Linked DNA regions of Mus musculus: region 1 is linked to region 2. Evidence: chromatin contacts called from ENCODE POLR2A ChIA-PET data. All regions are on one chromosome and are shown on one strand. The core of a region is the stretch at or near the end of the contact, and the rest is flanking DNA. Distances in the headings are between cores, read along the strand shown. Region 1 holds the start of Trmt44 (tRNA methyltransferase 44). Region 2 holds the start of Lrpap1 (low density lipoprotein receptor-related protein associated protein 1).

Evidence for each region. ChIA-PET counts read pairs that join two places held with the same protein, here RNA polymerase II (POLR2A).
Region 1: POLR2A ChIA-PET joins it to region 2 with 17 read pairs in embryonic stem cell. The contact joins the promoter of Trmt44 here to the promoter of Lrpap1 in region 2. POLR2A ChIA-PET finds 5 or more read pairs at or near these places in 4 of 5 experiments (Patski and embryonic stem cell).

The regions. Positions count from the first base shown.
Region 1 is chr5:35,572,207-35,576,781 of GRCm38, reverse strand. It overlaps Trmt44 (tRNA methyltransferase 44), which reads left to right and starts at 1,712. Exons shown (of 11, transcript NM_030208.3): 1 at 1,712-2,223; 2 at 2,588-2,702; 3 at 3,860-4,079. The coding sequence starts at 1,737.
Region 2 is chr5:35,103,048-35,107,348 of GRCm38, reverse strand. It overlaps Lrpap1 (low density lipoprotein receptor-related protein associated protein 1), which reads left to right and starts at 1,650. Exons shown (of 8, transcript NM_013587.3): 1 at 1,650-1,870. The coding sequence starts at 1,658.

The DNA of each region.
Region 1 (4,575 bases), core at 463-2,962, 470 kb before region 2:
CCCTCTATTACTTCCAAACTTCCCTCGGCCACCCGTGCAGTCCCCGTTACTTGAGCAAAGCAGCCATAGTTGTTGTTTAGCTGCTGTAAAGTGCCCCTGGTTCCCTAAGGGACATAATGAAACCCAGGAGCAGCAACAAAGTGAAACTTTGGCCTACATGGGTGTTGCCAAGAGGTTGGGAGATGAGGTCAAAGATGCGTGTTTGGCTCTTTGGACCATTAGAGCAGAGGCATGTGGTTGTTGTGCTGATATAAAAACACAGCTTTGACCTTAAAGGGAGTGAGGGATAGCTTAGTCTGGAGACAAATATGAGTGACTATGGTTTAAAAACTATGTTCATACGTGGTGACAGTTTTTTTAATAGTAACAAAATCCATAAAGTAAGTATTTTTAAAATACAAGGATGGGTACCAACAGGTAGGTGGGTTAGAACAATGAGGGGAAATTGCTGGAGACATTTTTAGCCTTCATGTTGGTGGAAGCTAATAGTTTGTACATTCCAAAGGATTTAACAAATACTTTGTTTCGGACCTCAGGTAACAAAGTAAGAAATGAAAGACCCACAACGTGAGGACTCCCCCACGTTCTGACTCAGGAGAGGCGACACCCCAAAATCACCCACAAGAAACGGGCCTGTTGCAAAATGCAAGAGGATTTTTATTCAAGAGCGCTCTCGGGCCCACGGTCATACACCACGAAGGGGTAGAGGACCGTGGCGCCCCGAGTAGCTGAGTAAGGGGGTATTTAAAGGAAGAAACCACAACTCAAGGAGGTGGGAAGGGCATTGTTGGAAAATAACAAAAATACCAGTTAAGAGTCACAAGGAAGTGCAAAGTTACAAGAGTCACGAGGAATACCTGGTAATTGTGAGGGTTATTTTTCAAAACAGTTTCTAAGAGCCCCTAACAAAAGCACATTTGTATATGGCAATGGTCAGGGTGACTTTCTTTGAATGAGCACTCTTTGAACCCAGGAAGCGGGTGGGTAGAGGAATGTCGCTATCTGTTTTATGATTAGCATACCTTTACAAAGGCCACATTCCCAAGCCTGGGCCTAAAGGCCTAGAATTCTGTTTTTACTTTGTTATACTTTCAGAACGTCTGTGTTATAGGTTTCTTATGTTTTCTGATGCCAGCTTTATCTTTTGGGTTGGTAGGAGGTTACTTTCTGGCAAGTTAATGTATTCCAGTCAAAGAATTTGGAGTCAGACACAGGTGGGCAATGCATGGCTATAAAGGAGCTAAATAATCGCCCAAGGTAATGCTAGCTTTGGGTCCGCATTCCAATTCTTTACAATCATGAAGTTGTAGTTAGCCAACCAGCTTTGTAGAATCCTTCATATAAGTGTGGCTTTCTGCTGAGTGTATCAGTTACGTCTTGTTTGCTCAAGTAACTTCCTCTCCTCTCAGTATTATTAGCTTTGTCGTGAGAGGTGGAACCTCTGGGGGCAAAATTTCATTTAGGGGGCACGAATCGGATGTACCGCTTGGGAGCTCTTATTTCCAAGCAAGAAAGCAAGCAGAGAAGGGGTTGTACATTCAGTCGTTGAGGACCCCAGGAGGCTGTATCCACTGCGGCCCACACTCTGCTCCTCCCGCGTCCCAGGCTCCGCCAGCGGCTCCGAAGCTACCGCCCAGCAAAAAGGACAAAGGGATGGCCTTCCGGGTCCAGGCTCTAACTCCCGTGAGTCAATGCGCTTCCGGGTCGCGTCATCCCAACGCGCCGAGCGCGCAGCCATGGAGGAGCTGGGTAGAGTGCGGCTAAGCGATCCTGATGCCCTGCTACCTGCAGGCTTCTGGGCCGCCGTGACCGTGTGGCTGGAGAGGCCACAGGTGGCCAACAAGAGGCTGTGCGGCGCCCGCATGGAAGCCCGCGGGAGAACTTTGCGGTCCCACGCCCAGGCGGAGTGTGGACCGCGGCAGGGACAGGGACACGGGCTGGAGAGGGAACCCGGACAGGCTTCTCCTAAAGGAGAGCCAGAGTCGGGACCTAGGGCGAGCCGCGAAGGCACCGCTCCCGCGGCTGACCTGAACTCGCTATGGGACCGAGTCTCCCAAAGCCTCGTCCACGCCAATCCGGAAATGCTGGCCTTCCTCTGTGGCCCCTCGTTGGGTCCTCAGCCTGAAGCCGCGCAGGAGCTCGACCTGATTCTCAGGACTGTCATCCCGAAAGCGAGCCCGCACTCCCCACTCACAGAGCCGAAGAAAGAACTGGTAGTGCAAGGTAGGAGAGTAGTGGGAAGAGCGCAAACAGACTGAAAAGCGTTCGCTTTTTGAGACAGGGCCTTATATGGCCTGGAATTCGCTATGTAGAACAGGCTGGCCTCGAACTCACAGAGATACACCCGCCTCAGCCTTCCAAGTACTGGGATTAAAGGAGCGCCACACCACCCACCACCCAGCTCTGGCCTTGTATTGTCTAAGTGCTAGCTATAATGGTGTGTCCAAAGTGTAGAGCCCTCTCCCCAGTGCTGGACAGCCACTAAGGACTGGAAAGCATTACTCTCCTGTCCATCGCTGCTCAGTTCTACTTCCAAGGGATCCGTTTAGAGCAGTTATGACCTGATAGCCTTGTCTTTCCCCCTCAGATGTCTCCAGTGGGAGTGTCACCTTTTTGCCCTTGGAAGAAGATAATGAGGGGAATTTGGAGGTTAAAACGAGCAACGTGTATCAACTCCATCTCCATCACAACGAAGGAGAATGGTAAGAGCTGGACGCTGCTGTTGCACCACTATGTGATGCCCATCCCGGATGTCCTATCAGCAGTCAACTGGAAGATTCTGGGGTACAGAAGAGCCAAGGTCTTGTGTTGGTTGGCTGATCTCAGATGTATACTATAGTCACCACTCTGCTGGTTCCTGGCGCTGGTACTGGATTGGGGATCACAATGTAGCCAGAGTCCTTGATCTCTATATTCCATATGCCGGTAGGGGTGTACAGCAACTAGCTGGGGTACTCTGTTAGTCAGCTTTCTGTTGCATAATACCCAAGGGAGTCAACTTAAGGATGCTTGAGGGCCAGTGAGATGACTGTGCATAAAGGTGCTCGTTTCAAATCTTACAAGCTGAGTTTGATCCCTAGAGCCCACATGTTCTGTGAGCTGTCCTCTGTCTTTTAAACACACACACACACACACACACACACACACAGATATAGATGTATGTGTATAATTTTAAACGGGTATCATATTTTAGTTTGTGATCATTCCCTCTTTGGTTTTGGGGCCTGTAGTGAGGAACTAGGAGCATAAGGGACCATGGACAAAATCTGCCCTTAAAAGCCCACCGCCAACACAACTCCCTGCTTACTCCAACAAAACCTCACTCACCCTCTAAGTCCCCACCACCGCCAATGTCCCTTAAGCTGAGTGTATCTACGAGTTAGCCTGTTGATGAGGTTGGTCCTGTCATGGTCCAGTCACCTCCCCAAGGTTCCACTTTTAAACTCAGCTGAATTGGGGACTGAGCCTTCAACATAGGAGCCTTTAGGGGACTTTTTATCTAGACCAAATTCACATGAGCTCTATCCGATTATCATACTGCTATTTGTGTATCTTGGTCCAGAGTAGGGGGTGGAATATCCTGTCATAGTTTAGAGTCCCTCTTATAAAGTACAGGTTTGTCATTCAGTGGTAGAACACCTGCCCATTTTGTGCCTTAGCGAGGTCTTGGGTTTGATACCTGCAACAACAACACGCACACACACACACACATGCACATGCACACACACACACACACACATACACATACACACATTGAAAGAATGCTGTAGTTGCTCCTCCCTTCTGGGAAAATGAACATGTCACTTAGGACTAAGGATTGAAGCTAGCATTCTCATTGGTATTTCTCTTATTTTTGAAGGTTCATATCTGTTTTAATTTTCTGTCCAGAGAGATGGCATTCAGATGGTGTTGTCTATCCTAAGCCTGCCTGGCTCGGAGAAGAACTGCTGTCCAAGCTGGCCAGGTGGGCGGTGGAGAACAGGAAGAGCGAGTTTAAAAGCACACTTTCCCTGGTGTCTATCCTGCGCTATAGCAGGATGTACCAGGAGCTCAAAGAGAAATACAGAGACATGGTAAAGGTAATGCTAGCGGCGTGTCCGTGGTCCCCTCATTTAACAAGTGATTAACCAATGCCTACCAGGGAGACCCTGTTGCCTGTGGGTACCACAATGAAATCCAACTTTGGGTACAGATAGTGTAAACCAAGCACATGTTTGAGTACAATTTTAAAACCAGAAGTAAACTTTTTCACATTTTTCAAGAACTCAAAAGGGGAATTTTAATCTAAAAAAAAAAAATCAATAAACATGTGTTAGTTACCATATTATAAGGTTTACATTGTGTTTAAATTTCATTTTGTTTTTTTGAGAGAAGGTCTCTATGTAGCCCATGTTAGCCTGAAACTTACGGTCCTTCTGCCTTGTCCTCCAAGTGCTAGGAATGTGCCACCCTGTGGATCTGGCCAGTTTAAAAGAAATTATTTTAATTTTTTTATTTATGTGTGTGTCTGTGTGTGGGGATGTGTTCGTGTGTATGCAGTTGCCCATAGAGACTTAACTGGGTGTCAGATTCTCC
Region 2 (4,301 bases), core at 401-2,900:
GGCAGAGGCAGGCGGATTTCTGAGTTCAAGACCAGCCTGGTCTATAGAGTGAGTTCCAGGACAGCCAGGGCTACACAGAGAAACACTGTCTCAAAACAACAACAACAAAAACAAACAACAACAACAAAAAAGATCTCAGACAATTGGAAGATAGCATCAGGTAGATAGATCTCTTTGAGAGTTCAAGGTGAGCCTGATCTACATAGTTGAGTTCCAGAGCTACTGAGTAAGATCCTGTTTGATCTAAACAACCAGACAAAGCCAAAATAACAACAAAAACCCCCAAACAAAAACAAAACCCTCTCTCCTATCTGAAAAGGAGACATTTTAGGCCGGGCAAAGTGGTGCACACCTTTAATCCCAGTATCTGGGAGGCAGAGGCATACAAATCTCTGAGTTTGAGGCTAGTTTGGTCTATATAGTGAATGCCAGGATAACCAGAGCTAACCAAACCAAACCAAAAATAGATCTCAGAAAACAGGTGCTAACGTCTGCAAACCACCAGGGTTCCAGATATACTGAACCCTTTTTGTGGAAACACAAAATACAGCTTAAAACTATTAAAAAAAGAAAAAAGCACCACTCCCCCCAAATATCCCCTACCCTTGTCCTCCATGTATCTCCCTATTGGAGACCCTTTCTGGTTGTACTGGTTAGTTTTGTGTCAACTTGACACAGCTGGAGTTATCACAGAGAAAGGAGCTTCAGTTGGGGAAATGCCTCCACAAGATCCAACTGTAAGGCATTTTCTCAATTAGTGATCAAGTGGGGAGGTCCCCTTGTGATTGGTACCATCTCTGGGCTGGCAGTCTTGGTTCTATAAGAGAGCAGGCTGAGCAAGCCAGGGGAAGCAAGCCAGTAAGGAACATCCCTCCATGGCCTCTGCTCGGCTCCTGCTTCCTGACCTGCTTGAGTTCCAGTCCTGACTTCCTTGGTGATGAACAGCAGCATGGAAGTGTAAGCCGAATAAACCCTTTCCTCCCTAACTTGCTTCTTGATCATGATGTTTGTGCAGGAATAGAAACCCTGACTAAGACACTGGTCATCCTTACCAGACGACTCTTCTGCCTGTCCCTCCTGGGCCCAAACTGCTGGTGCCTGTACCAGACTCCTGGGTTCCTCGAGCACCAGGTTGTCACCAGGCCAGGCCATGTCCCCAACAGGCTTGCTGGGCCTCACTATGTCCATTGGATTTTCTCCAGGGCTGCAGGTGCAGAGACTAGGCAAGTGCACAAAGCCTTCCAAACAGAAACCCCGGAGGGGAAGTGTCTGGGATGTGTCCCAAAGACGGAGCTGAGATAGCTGCTCCCGGGTTTAATGGCAAAATCATCTTCCGCCGCACTTCTTGTGTGATTACGAGGAGTGGGGCGGTGCATAAGTGCGCTTTCCCAGCTGCTTCTCCTTACAGCCCCGCTAGTGAGCTCTGAATTTTGCAGCCCCAGCGTGAAAATACCTTGGGATAATTGCTCTTTGCTGGTGTTGGGCAGGGCGGAGCCAGAGACCGAAAAGTGGGCAGTCATATGGGCGGGGCCTGGGGTGGGCGGGATCGGATTGAGAAGGGAGGCGGGGCCTCGCGGAGACCGGTTGATGGGCGGGGCTACAGATGGGCGGTCCTACAAGACCCAGTCCTGTCAGTCTGCTAGCGCTTCAGAGGAAGATGGCGCCTCGAAGAGAGAGGGTCTCTACGCTGCCCCGGCTCCAACTGCTAGTGCTGTTGTTGCTGCCGCTGATGCTTGTGCCCCAGCCCATAGCAGGCCATGGCGGCAAGTACTCGCGAGAGAAGAACGAGCCGGAGATGGCCGCCAAGCGCGAGTCCGGGGAGGAGTTCCGCATGGAGAAGCTGAACCAGCTATGGGAGAAGGCCAAGCGGGTGAGCGGGGCCAGGGAGACGCGCGGGGATGGGGGCGAGGTGCTGCGTGTGAGCGAAGGAGAGCAGGGCCCTGATTGAGAGGCCAACATAACCTCTGGGACGGGGAACGGCCTACCCTTTGTACAGCCCCCCTTTAAATGTCAGGTGGGCCATCTTGACCTCACTTGTAATAAGAGACCCATAGGCCCTAAAGGAACTTGGTGCTGGTGTCAAGGGCCTGTGGTTGCCTTTAGTGCAATTAGGGACCCTAAAGAATGAGTGACACCCACCCTTCCTAGCTGTGGACACCTCTGCCCAAAAAGCTAATTTTCCAAAGAGCCAATTCAGATGGAGGTAGAGGGGAGGGGGGGCACTTTCTACATGGGGCCAGACTTGGAAGTCTTTTCTTTATCTGTATTTACTCCAATGAAAGAAAAAAAAAAACGGTGCCCTGAGATAAGACTGTATGGAGATTGCAGAAGCCCCAGTTGCTAATGGAGCTGGTTAATTTGGGTAAAGCAGTTCCTTAGGGGATTGGAATTCCTTAGTATAGGTAAACACTACACCCTGTCTGGGGAATGCTGAAGTTAGATTTAGTAGCTATGCTAATCTCTCTTCCTTTTGAAATGGAGATATCCAGAGCCTGAGGGCTGGCCTGGAACTTGGGTCCCCTCCCAGATTACAGTCCTAGGCTAGGACTTGGGCTTTTGTTTAAGTATTCTTTCAGAGCCACACTATCTTCCTCTAGAGCTTGCAGAGGGTTGCCCTTTAGCCCTCCAGCTTAAACATTCCTGAGTTTGAGGGGAGAGTAAATAATTTGCAAACTAAGTGATTTTTTAAAATAAAACCGTGTAGAACTTTGGCCCTGGAGACTTTGGATGGAGAGGTAGTTGGGAGGTTGGCTTCTGGGGAAGGGGAGTGGTGCCTCACAGACAGCTTAGTGGCCAGCCAGTGTCTTTGAGAGACTGCTGCAAGAGGGGGACAAGTGTCCAGCCTGCAAAGGTTTAGGACAGCCCTGTGGCCTGGAAAAGCAGTTCAGCTTTCTGGGGGAAGGGTCCGGGAGCAGAGCTGGGAGTGGCTGTGTGAAGAGCATGGGAGCAGTGGGAACCATCTAGGGTAAAAGGCTGGCTGTCCCTGACCGCCATCTCCAGGGGTGTGCCCACGGGATGAGTGTGCTTCACCTGGGATTACCCAGTAAGATGAGGATGGGGCCACGAAGACATTAGCAGGTACCGTCGAAGACTGTTGGGGAAATGTGGTCTGCTGTCCGTAGATCCTGGGGTCTCTTTCACTCAGAAGGTGGCCCCCAGTCCTCCACATGCACATCCAGGTGACTTTCATCCTCACTCTGTGCCTTGGTGGTCTCCTGGACCTCCACCATGGCCACTGATCAGTGGCAGCATCAGATTATATTTCTGCTGGTTGTCCACAGTCTGATGTCACTGTGCGGACGGCTGCTCTCGTCATCCTGTCTAAGCCTTGGGCTGCACGTCATTCCAGCCCTCCAGCCCTAAAGTTCTGCAGGGGATTTGCGTTCACTTTTTCTGTTGAACGGAGGGGGACATTCGTTCTTCCAGTGGCTTCCCTTACAGGATGTCCTGTGTCTACTCCCTCTACTTCCAAGGAGCCTAGGCCTTGAGGACATAGGTTGAGTTTTGCTGCTTTTCTTTCTAGACAGGGAGGCTTCCAGCTGGGTCCTACCTGCTAGGTCACCTGAGCTCAGGGGGAGAGCACCAGGTTCTTATCTTTCATGTAAACATTTGGGTTGGGCCTTCTGCCCTTCGGGGTGAGGCCGATAGTGCAATCAGCTCCCATCCCTACTGTTTTAAGTAGTTGAAGTGCTCCCCTAGGCTTCTCCTGGGTTGTAGCCTTGTGGGGATTCTCAGTGATCTTCACTATCCAGGAGAAGTTTTATCCTTGCAGTTTATCATGTATGAGGTGGAAGAGAAAGTGTGGCAGAGCTCTTTGCCTCGCCCCATTCCCAGTCCACCTTTAGAAGAGCTGAGGTCTGTCTTGATACCCAAGGGAGTGGAGCCGGGTATGGGAGAGCTCTGCAAAGGCATGGAGCCCACCTCTATCTTGTGAGATTGGGCAATTTGAGACTTGTGGGAGGAGGGGGATTGCTTCATGGCAGTCTAGCCCTTCGTGCCCTGACTCTGGCGTTACCCGGTTCCTGTTTCGTAGACATACTTAGGATGATGAGCTGTGACGGGATTTGGGACATGTCTGTCCTGACTCAGCGATCTGACGTGCCCAGTGTGTTGCAAGATGAAGACTCCTGGGCAGTGTGGGGAGCAAAGGACTCTCCTTGGAGTTGGGGTAGGGAAACCTCTGCAGGTTACCACATCCTCTCAGAGACCCAGTCTCATCCTCTTAAACAAAATGTATTCAGATTACAGGAGCTGACCTCTCAGGTCCCCTGGGAGCAGAGTCCTAACTGATTCTGAGAAAG